2 separate regions of the Homo sapiens genome follow, and region 2 is linked to region 1. Evidence: read pairs that join two places in POLR2A ChIA-PET (ENCODE). Cell type or tissue: A673. All regions are shown on one strand. Each heading gives the region's core, and the rest is flanking DNA. Links, peaks and the distances in the headings are about the cores only.

What was found. ChIA-PET counts read pairs that join two places held together with the same protein. Peaks named below come from ENCODE experiments on the same cell type or tissue, not always from the same donor. Only the 100,000 strongest peaks of a DNase experiment are listed, where the experiment ranks them.
Region 2: POLR2A ChIA-PET joins it to region 1 with 5 read pairs; 2 of 35 experiments call an interaction of 5 or more read pairs at or near these places.

Annotation. Positions count from the first base shown.
Region 1 is chr12:116,201,182-116,205,576 of GRCh38, forward strand. All of the region lies in intron 2 of MED13L (mediator complex subunit 13L), which reads right to left. Among named protein-coding and RNA genes, the nearest start is that of MIR620, 55 kb to the left of the region's middle. In A673, for the core only: no CTCF peak of the experiment used is centred there; no DNase peak of the experiment used is centred there; H3K27ac peaks cover 791 bases.
Region 2 is chr12:116,408,461-116,412,855 of GRCh38, forward strand. No RefSeq gene overlaps it. Among named protein-coding and RNA genes, the nearest start is that of MIR4472-2, 18 kb to the right of the region's middle. In A673, for the core only: no CTCF peak of the experiment used is centred there; no DNase peak of the experiment used is centred there.

The sequences.
Region 1 (4,395 bases), core at 130-4,129:
TAACTTTCTTTAAAGTCCTCTATCCCAAATTGAAAATATTATTTGAAAATGTTACACGAAGAAGTATACAAGAAAAGTCTTCTACAAGATTAGATCAGGTAAGCCTATGTACTGTAATACCATATAAATTTTGGTCATTAAGTCCATCCAAATAAGGGTTGTAATAATAAATGAAGAAACCCTGAGATGGATACATTTCCTTAACTAAAAAAGAAATTACAAGGATGAGAGAAAAAGAATAAAAATAGACATTAACCCCGAGAAATAAAAATGACACATGTAGATCAACATCATAAAACATTTGATTTTTAAAAATGGTGATCCAAATATTCAACAAATCTATAAGCTGTGTATAAAGAAAGGTAACTTATGTGCACAGTCAGCAGCATTATTAATGCATTTAATAACACATGTGAAGCAAAGGACATCAAGGAGGCAGGAGGCTTCAGGGGGATCTGTACAGGTGAGCTTTACCTCCCACAATTGTACAGAGTTTTAGGAGCACGTGTATGGGTGCTTTTTTTTCTAGGAGACCATCCAAAGCTTTCTGCAGGTCTTCAAATGGATGAATGATCTGAAAAACCTAAGAGCCATCCATATAAGACTATAAAGTTTCCAACATTACAAATATGTCTTTTTCTTGAAAATGAGCAATATAATACAGTAAGAAAATAAGTTCTAAAAAGAATTAGGTTAAGGGCAAGGTTAAAACAAGCTATCATCAAAACTCCATGAAAGTCTTTTTATGGCATTAAAGAAATATGCTTCATTCTCTTTGTAAGCTGTAAATTTGAAAATTTAAAGTTTTAGGAAACTAAACTAGCTTTACAAAACAGATGTTGCTGCCTATGCCATTTAATCAATTCAAGTCACATTCCTAGAAGACAATATAGCCATCTGATGAGTTCAGCGTCAATGGAATGAGCCAAATCCACACAACAGCATTTTACAAAAATAATCAGTGGTTTAAAGCAGGGCATGTGCAAAATTCCTGAAATAACACATACATAATTCACTGCCAAACTCAGATCAATTCAGAATCTGCAGAGGCAAGAAGCATTATTATGGCTCTGAAATCCATATTCAGTAAGGCTGTGTTCAGAAAGTTTCATTTCAATTTCAAGAAAATAAATGACTAGAGAAGCTCAATAATGATTTTGGCAGATATAAGTACCCTTCGTTCAAAGCAGAATCATTTTACAGAGCTTAAGATTTTTTAAAAGATAAAGAAAAACACCAATTTATAGGACCTAAGTCTTGAATTTAAGGATGAAATGTCATCAACTTGAGAAATATAACACTGTATCTACTCAAATATTATAGCTATCCAGACAACAGTTAGAGGCAAGAGAGTACAATGGAAATGGTTGAAAAAGCACAGCCTTATTAGAGATCAGTTAGAATTGCAATTCTAACTGCATCACCACCAAGCTGTATGACACTGAGCAAGTTACTTCATTGCCCCATGCCTCGGCTTACGCATTTTTAAATCTCCTGTGGCTGTGATGCACAAGGAACTCCCCTCTCTCTAAAATCCACCAACCCTTAACCTTCTTCCCCTGACAGCCTCTGGGGTTCTTCACGGTCAGCGTCTCCCCACAGATTCACTCAAGTCTTTCTATTCAATAAGGCTTCAGAAAAATTAAAAACTGCTTCTCACAAAAGGCTTAGGAGAAAATGCAAAGTTAGAAGAATCTCAAAAATGTAAGAAAATCTGGCAAATGAAGAATACAAGAGAAATCACAAAGTTTTACAAAAGCACTCCTGTTCTTACCAGAACTCAATACCTGGAAGGCAGATGAATGGGCTTTGCTAAAACTTTTCAGATTTATTTTATGCTTGCTTGCCACAGAAACCAACACTGGACCTTTTAGTCTGAATTTCCTCATCTACAAAAACAGCGGGACCAAATTAAATCAGCGTTCTTCAAACTGTATTCCTCTGAACTCTCGAGTTTCATCAAAGTGCCTCAGAGACCTCAAGACAAATGTCTCCACACCATCTTCAGGCAGGAATGTTAACAGTTTTCTATATGAGGGTTCCATGTAAGATTCGGTTTTACAAGTTTTGCTTATAAAAGGCTTGCAAATGTTTACAAAATAAATAGGCCTTAAACTTGTAACATTCTGTACATGTAATATCATCACTTTGTGGTGGTGTTTATTTTTCTCTACTTGATGCTAGAAACAGTAACTTTTCTGAAGCTTTTGTTTTAAAAGGTGTTTTGTTTTGTGTTTTTTTTTTTGAAATAAACATAAAAATAAAAATAAAAAAACAGTCCAGTGCTAGAGCTGGTGGTAAAAGTGAAGACATATAAGGAAAGACTAGTGTAAGTTACCACAAAAGACAAGAGTGAGGCTGGGCGCAGTGGCTCACACCTGTAATCCAAGCACTTTGGGAGACCGAAGTGGGCAAATCACCTAAGGTCAGGAGTTCGAGACCAGCCTGGCCAACATGGCGAAACCCCATCTCTACTAAATATACAAAAATTATCCGGGCATGGTGGCAGGCGCCTGTAGTCCCAGCTACTCAGGAGATTGAGGCAGGGAGAACTGCTTGAACCCAGGAGGCAGAGGTTGCAGTGAGCCGAGATCACGCCACTGCACTCCAGCCTGGGCAATAGAGTGAGACTCCATCTCAAAAAAACACAAAAAGAAAAAGACAAGAGTGAAAAGTCATCGAGGAATCACTCAGACTTACGAATTGAATCAGTTAACTATATGCTTAGTTAGAAACAATAAAAACCCATTGCACAAATATTTTTGGTGAATAGGCTAGCCAGAGCAAAAATTTTATTTTATGGAAGAAAATTACATGTCGTAATGGTATCTGCAAAAGTGGGACTTTCAGAAGGCTTCAATATGCATTTCTTTGAAATGCCAGTGGTGGGCATACCACAATAGCTACTGATCTGCTTCCAAAAGTCAACCTAACTCAAAGTTTCTGCACATGAACCACAATCTAGCAATCTTTCTACTTTGAGAGAGAACAAAATTTTCTTTCTACTTTTGAGAGAGAACAAAATTCTAGATTACGGACCATAATCTATCAATCTTTCTACTTTGAGAGAGAACAAAATTTATCAGAACCTAGCCTTCCATAAAACTCCAGTGATTCAGACCAGCTGCTCAGGAGTCAGGAGCTGCCAGACGTAAACTGAATTGCTGTATTCCATGACTGCTATCAGCTAGGAGTAGCTACTACGCAGGAAGAACTTGTAAGAACTTTCCTGGCTAGCAAAAGACTGCTTGCTGTCTCAGTACCCATGCTGTAGGCAGTTCATGGCAATTCTTACAACAATCCTATTTTTCAGCGTAGATGGATGTTCTAATTCCTAAATTATAAACCTTTCACCAACTGCCTTTCTTCTAGTATGTGTTCTGGTGTTTGCTGTCATGACTTTTAATATAATGCCTTGTCTCATTCCCCACTATAAGTTCCTCTAGTTGCTATCTGGTCATTCTTGATCTCACTCTCCATTATATGTGTCCTCCTTTGGTCTACCCCTATCTTGTTCTGACCCACTGTTTTCCCTAGACCTGGCTCCTGCCCTTTATCCTAAACCTACCTTGTCTTGTCTGTAGATCCCTATCTGTAGATATAGAGATACTTAGGTATTATTATTATCTTATTTTCTTAAGCTAACCTGGCCAGAGTTTTCAGAATTGGCAAAGAATAAGATGTGTTCCCTTTCAGAATTTATAAAATGGCTAATATAAAAGAAGAATAATATCGCTGCCAAGAAAAAGCAGCAGTGTAGTGTCAGTGGTGATCACAGCTGGGACAAATACTGCTTCTTTGCTGTCTCCTCTGGTGGCTACCTAGAACACCATAAACCCTTTCTTCCAACTGTACATGGCCTCCTACTTACTCAACTACTCATGTGGCTTGCCTTCTGGGACACACAAATTCATCTTCATACTGTCGCCAAATCCTAACCAGAACTCAGAAAATGGTGAACAAAAACGGTGCCTATTAAAGAGAAAGAGAAGTCAGATTTTATCCTTATCCATTTGCTCTAGGAGCTCTGATGGCAAAAGCACTTCAAAACACCAGTTAACTATGTATTCCAACAATACACGATAAATGAGATGGCACTTCAAAAAGAGGTGCTGTAATACAAATTTTTTTCAAGTCGTGTTTTTTTTAACGTTTTTCCTAGCTTTTTTACACTCAATGAGACTCAAACAGAACTAGTCCTCTTCTCATCAGCTACTTGGGACCAAAGACATAAGTTCTTATTAGAAGATTCCTTCCCTCACCACCCCATAAAAGAAGCACAATGGTCCACTCCCTACAATAATCACCTTCTCAACTGTTCTACCATTAAAAAAAAAAAACAAAGGAAGAGAAAAAAAAAAAAAAAAAGGAAAGTCTTTTAAAAAGAAGAGCTAA
Region 2 (4,395 bases), core at 151-4,150, 210 kb after region 1:
CCCAGTGTTCTGGGCTAATATGAAGCCATCTCTTAGGGAAGGTTGTCATCGGGTTAGAAATAATGGGTGAACAGGACAGAGCACGTAATCTGGTGCTCATCGTAAAGATCGTAGTAGTAGTAGCCATTATTATTTATACTAGCCCAGAGGGAGATGGATTTTCACATGCGTAACAGAAAGAGGCAGCGGGAGCAAGCTGTGGTCACAAGGGCATTCTGCAGGAATGTTACAGAGAGAAGAGAGAAGACCTCTGCCAGTGGGGTGGAGGCTGCTGGACTGAATGTTCATGTCACCCCCAAATCCTTATGTTGAAATCTTAACCCTGAATATGATGGTGTGAGGAGCAGGCCTTTGGGATGTAATCAGGTCATTCATGAATGGGGTTAGTGCCCTTATAAAAGGGACCCCAGAGAGTTCTCTCACCCTCTCTCCACCACGCGAGGATACAATGAGAAGTTGGCCGTCTGCATCCTGGAGGAGGGCCCCAACCAGAACCTGGCCATACTGACACTCTGATCTCGAAATTCCAGCCTCCAGAACTGTGAGCAATAAATTTCTGTTGTTGCTAAGCCACCCAGTCTATGGTACTTTGTTACAGCAACGAGGGCTTTCTGTAGTCCTGTTGGAGCTGGACAAACACTGAGGCCTCAGATGCCCAGAATTCATATGCTCCAAGAGGCTTCCTTTTGTTTTTGAGACAGAGTCTCCCTCTGTCACTGAGGCTGGAGTGAAGTGGTGCAATCTCGGCTCACCGCAACCTCTGCCTCTAGTGTTCAAGCAATTCTCCTGCCTCAACCTCCTGAGTAGCTGGGGTTACAGGCGTGTGCCACTACGCCCAGCTAATTTTTGTATTTTTAGTAGAGACAGGGTTTTGCCATATTGGCCAGGCTGGTCTTGAACTCCTGACCTCAGGTGATCTGCCTCGGCCTCCCAAAGTGCTGGGATTACAGGTGTGAGCCACCGCACCCGGTCTCCAGGAGGCTTTCTGTGTGTACACACGCATGTGTGTGCACACATACACACACACACGTTCATTCAGCTCAATGCAACCAGCCACTTTCTGCTGTTTAAGAGAAGACAAGCACTGTGCTAGGTGCTAGGGATACAGACATGAATGAGGCACAATTTTTGTCCTTAAGAAAAGCACAATTTTGTAGGAAACCACAAAAGGAAGCACGATCACATCATGTGTCCTGCGCAGTGGCTAAGATGGACTCCGGTGAGAGGCATTTAACCCATCCATATGCCTCTAAATCGAAATCCCATGCTGTTGCATATCCTTCCTAGATTGATTGAGAGCCAAGTTTCATACACAGGAGGGGATTCTTTATTGGGGGATGTGGTTTTTTTGAGTGACATGTTCTCAGGAGAAAGGAGAGAGGAGGCAGGACAGGGCAGGAGAGTTGCTAAGGATGGCAACTGCTGGAGTCTCAGCCTGGTCCCGCAGGGAGCTCTGGATACACAGTTTGCAGTTCGTTATTAATATTTCCTTCATTGAGGTAAGGGGCGGGCCCTTCACACCCTTGTCAATCAGTCATTGGCTGTGGGCTGCTCTGGGGGTGGGAGCAGAGAAGGTGAGACTGCTCCCACTTGATCGAGGACAGCCCTCTAGGAAAAGGTGCAACTCTGAGCTGTTAGCAGCCAAGACTCATAGTGGCAGGGAGTGAAGGCGCCAGCAGCATCTTTGAACCACTTCTCCTTCTCCATCCCCAACCCTTCACATGGGTAGGCTCCCAGGCCCACAGACACTGCAGATAGAAAAATCAAGTTTGGCCAGGCATGGTAACTCATGCCAGTAATCCCAGCACTTCAGGAGGCTGAGGCAGGAGGATCACTTGAGCCCAGGAGTTTCAGAGCAGCCTGGGCACCAAATCAAGACTGTACAAAAAATTTAAGAAGTTTGCCAGATACACTGGCTTTTTGCCTGTAGTCCCAGCTACTCAGGAGGCTGAGGCAGGAGGATCTCTGGAATCCGGGAATTTGAGGTTGCAGTAAGCTATGATCATGCCACTGCATTCCAGCCTGGGTAACAGAGCAAGAACCTGGCTCTAAATAAATAAATAAATAAATAAAGCCGAGTTTGCAGCTATCACAGACTCTCAGCTGAAAAAACCCTTAAAGATCACCTAATCCATCCCCTAGATTTTGATGATGAGGCCTGAAGAGGCTCAGTCATTTGTCTACAGCTGTTGTGACAAACTCCAAAGCCATAGGGGCCAGGCAGGAAAAACAGATGCTGTCTAAGGTTCTAAGGAGTGGTGAGGACTGTGGCAAACTGGAGACAGGGGTTTCTCTAATGGGTCGCAGCAGCCTGGTTCCTACAGCCACGAGGGAATGAGGGCCCAGAGTGATTGGCGCCTCTGAATTTCCCCAGAGAAGCTGGAAGTCGTGTGTGTGTGTGTGTGTGTGTGTGTGTGTGTTCTGTGTGAAATCTTTCTGTTTTGAAATGTTGGCAACTCTTGGAAATTCTTGAGAACACTGTATGGGCCAAGGAAAATATGTCAGTGGATGAGACTTGGCCCCAGGGTCACCAGTGTGCAGTGTCTGGTCTATGGCCTGAGGCACGTGGGAAGTGCAGCAAGGATTCCTGGATTAAGGGGCTTTCTATCATGCCAGTAACAGGACGAGAGAAGAAACAGACCAGATGCGGGAGGAGAGAAGGAAGAGGGCTCCAGAGGAAGGAAATGGGAACAGAAACAGAAACCTGGGGCTTGCGGGTGCAGGGGGACACTCATCTCCAGGGTCTCCAGGGTAAGCTGGAAGGGGAAGCCCGGGGCTTACTGGTATTGTTTTGTTTCGTTTTGTTTAAATGAGGATGAAATTCACATAACATTAACTGTTTTGTTGTTGTTGTTGTTGTTGTTTTGAGATGGAGTCTCTCTCTGTTGCCCAGGCTGGAGTGCAGTGGTGCAATCTTGGCTCACTACAACTTCTGCCTCCTGGGTTCAAGCGATTCTCCTGCCTCAGCTTTCTGAGTAGCTGGGATTACAGGCGCCCACCACCATGCCCGGCTAATTTTTGTATTTTTGTTAGAGACAGGGTTTCACCATGTTGGCCAGGGTGGTCTCGAACTCCTGACCTCAGACGATCTGCCTGCCTTGGCCTCCCAAAGTGCTGGGATTACAGGCATGAGCCACTGTGCCTGGCCTAACAATAACTATTTTAAAGCATACAATTCAATGGCATTAAGTATATCCACAATATTGTACAACCATCAGCTCTATCTAGGCTCCAAAACTCTTTTTTTTTTTTTTTTTTTTTTTTTGAGATAGGGTCTCACTCTGTCTCCCAGGCTGGAGTGCAGCGGCACAATCTTGGCTCACTGAAGCCTCAGTCTCCCCAGGCTCAAGTGATTCTCCCACCTCACGCCCCTCAAGTAGCTGGGAACATAAGTGCACGCCACTATGCCTGGCTAATTTTATTTTATTTTTGTATTTTTTGTAGAGACAGTGTTTTGCTATGTTGGCCAGGCTGGTCTTGCACTCCTGAGCTCAAGCGATCCACCCGCCTCAGCCTCCCAAAGTGCTGGAGATATAGGCATGAGACACTGTGCCTGGCCCCAAAACTTTTTATCGACTCAAATGGAAACCCCATACCTGTTAGCAAGCACTTCCCATTCCCTCCTTCCCAGCCCATGGCAACCATGAATCTGCTTTCTGTCTCCCTGGATGTACTCATTCTGGACAGTTCATATAAATGGAATTACAGACTATCTGGCCTTTTGCGCCTGGCTTCTTCCACTTAGCTAATTTTTTTTTTTTTTTTTTTTTTTTTTTTGGCAGAGTATCACTCCATCACCCAGACTGGAGTGCAGTGGCTCAATCCTTGATCTTGGCTCACTGCAACCTCTACCTCCCAAGCTCAAGTGATTCCCATACCTCAGCCTCCCGAGTAGTTGGGATTACAGGGATCTGTCACCCTGCCCAGCTACCTTTTGTATTTTTAGCAGACATGGGGTTTCGCCATGTTGGCCAGGCTGGTCTTGAACTTCTGACCTGAAGCGATCCTCCTGCCTCAGCCTCCCAAAGTGCTGGGATTACAGGCCGTGAGCCACCGCACCCGGCCGGCCTGTTTTGGGGTTCATCCACACTGTAGGATGCATCAATACTTCATCCATTGATGGTTATTCGGGTTGTCCTGCAGTTGTGGATAGACCCAGGGCTCACTTTTCAAAGGGAGGTAATCCACCCTAGCGTTTAGGAACATAGGGGCCACGGACCCATGAGGTACAGCAGACACAATGCCTAGGGCCCATGAAAATGTCTTCATTTCTCTCTCTCTTTTTTTTTGAGACAGAGTCTTGCTCTGTTACCCAGACTGGAGTGCAGTAGTGCGATCTTGGCTCACTGCAACCTCTGCCTCACGGGTTCAAGTGATTCTTCTGCCTCAGACTCT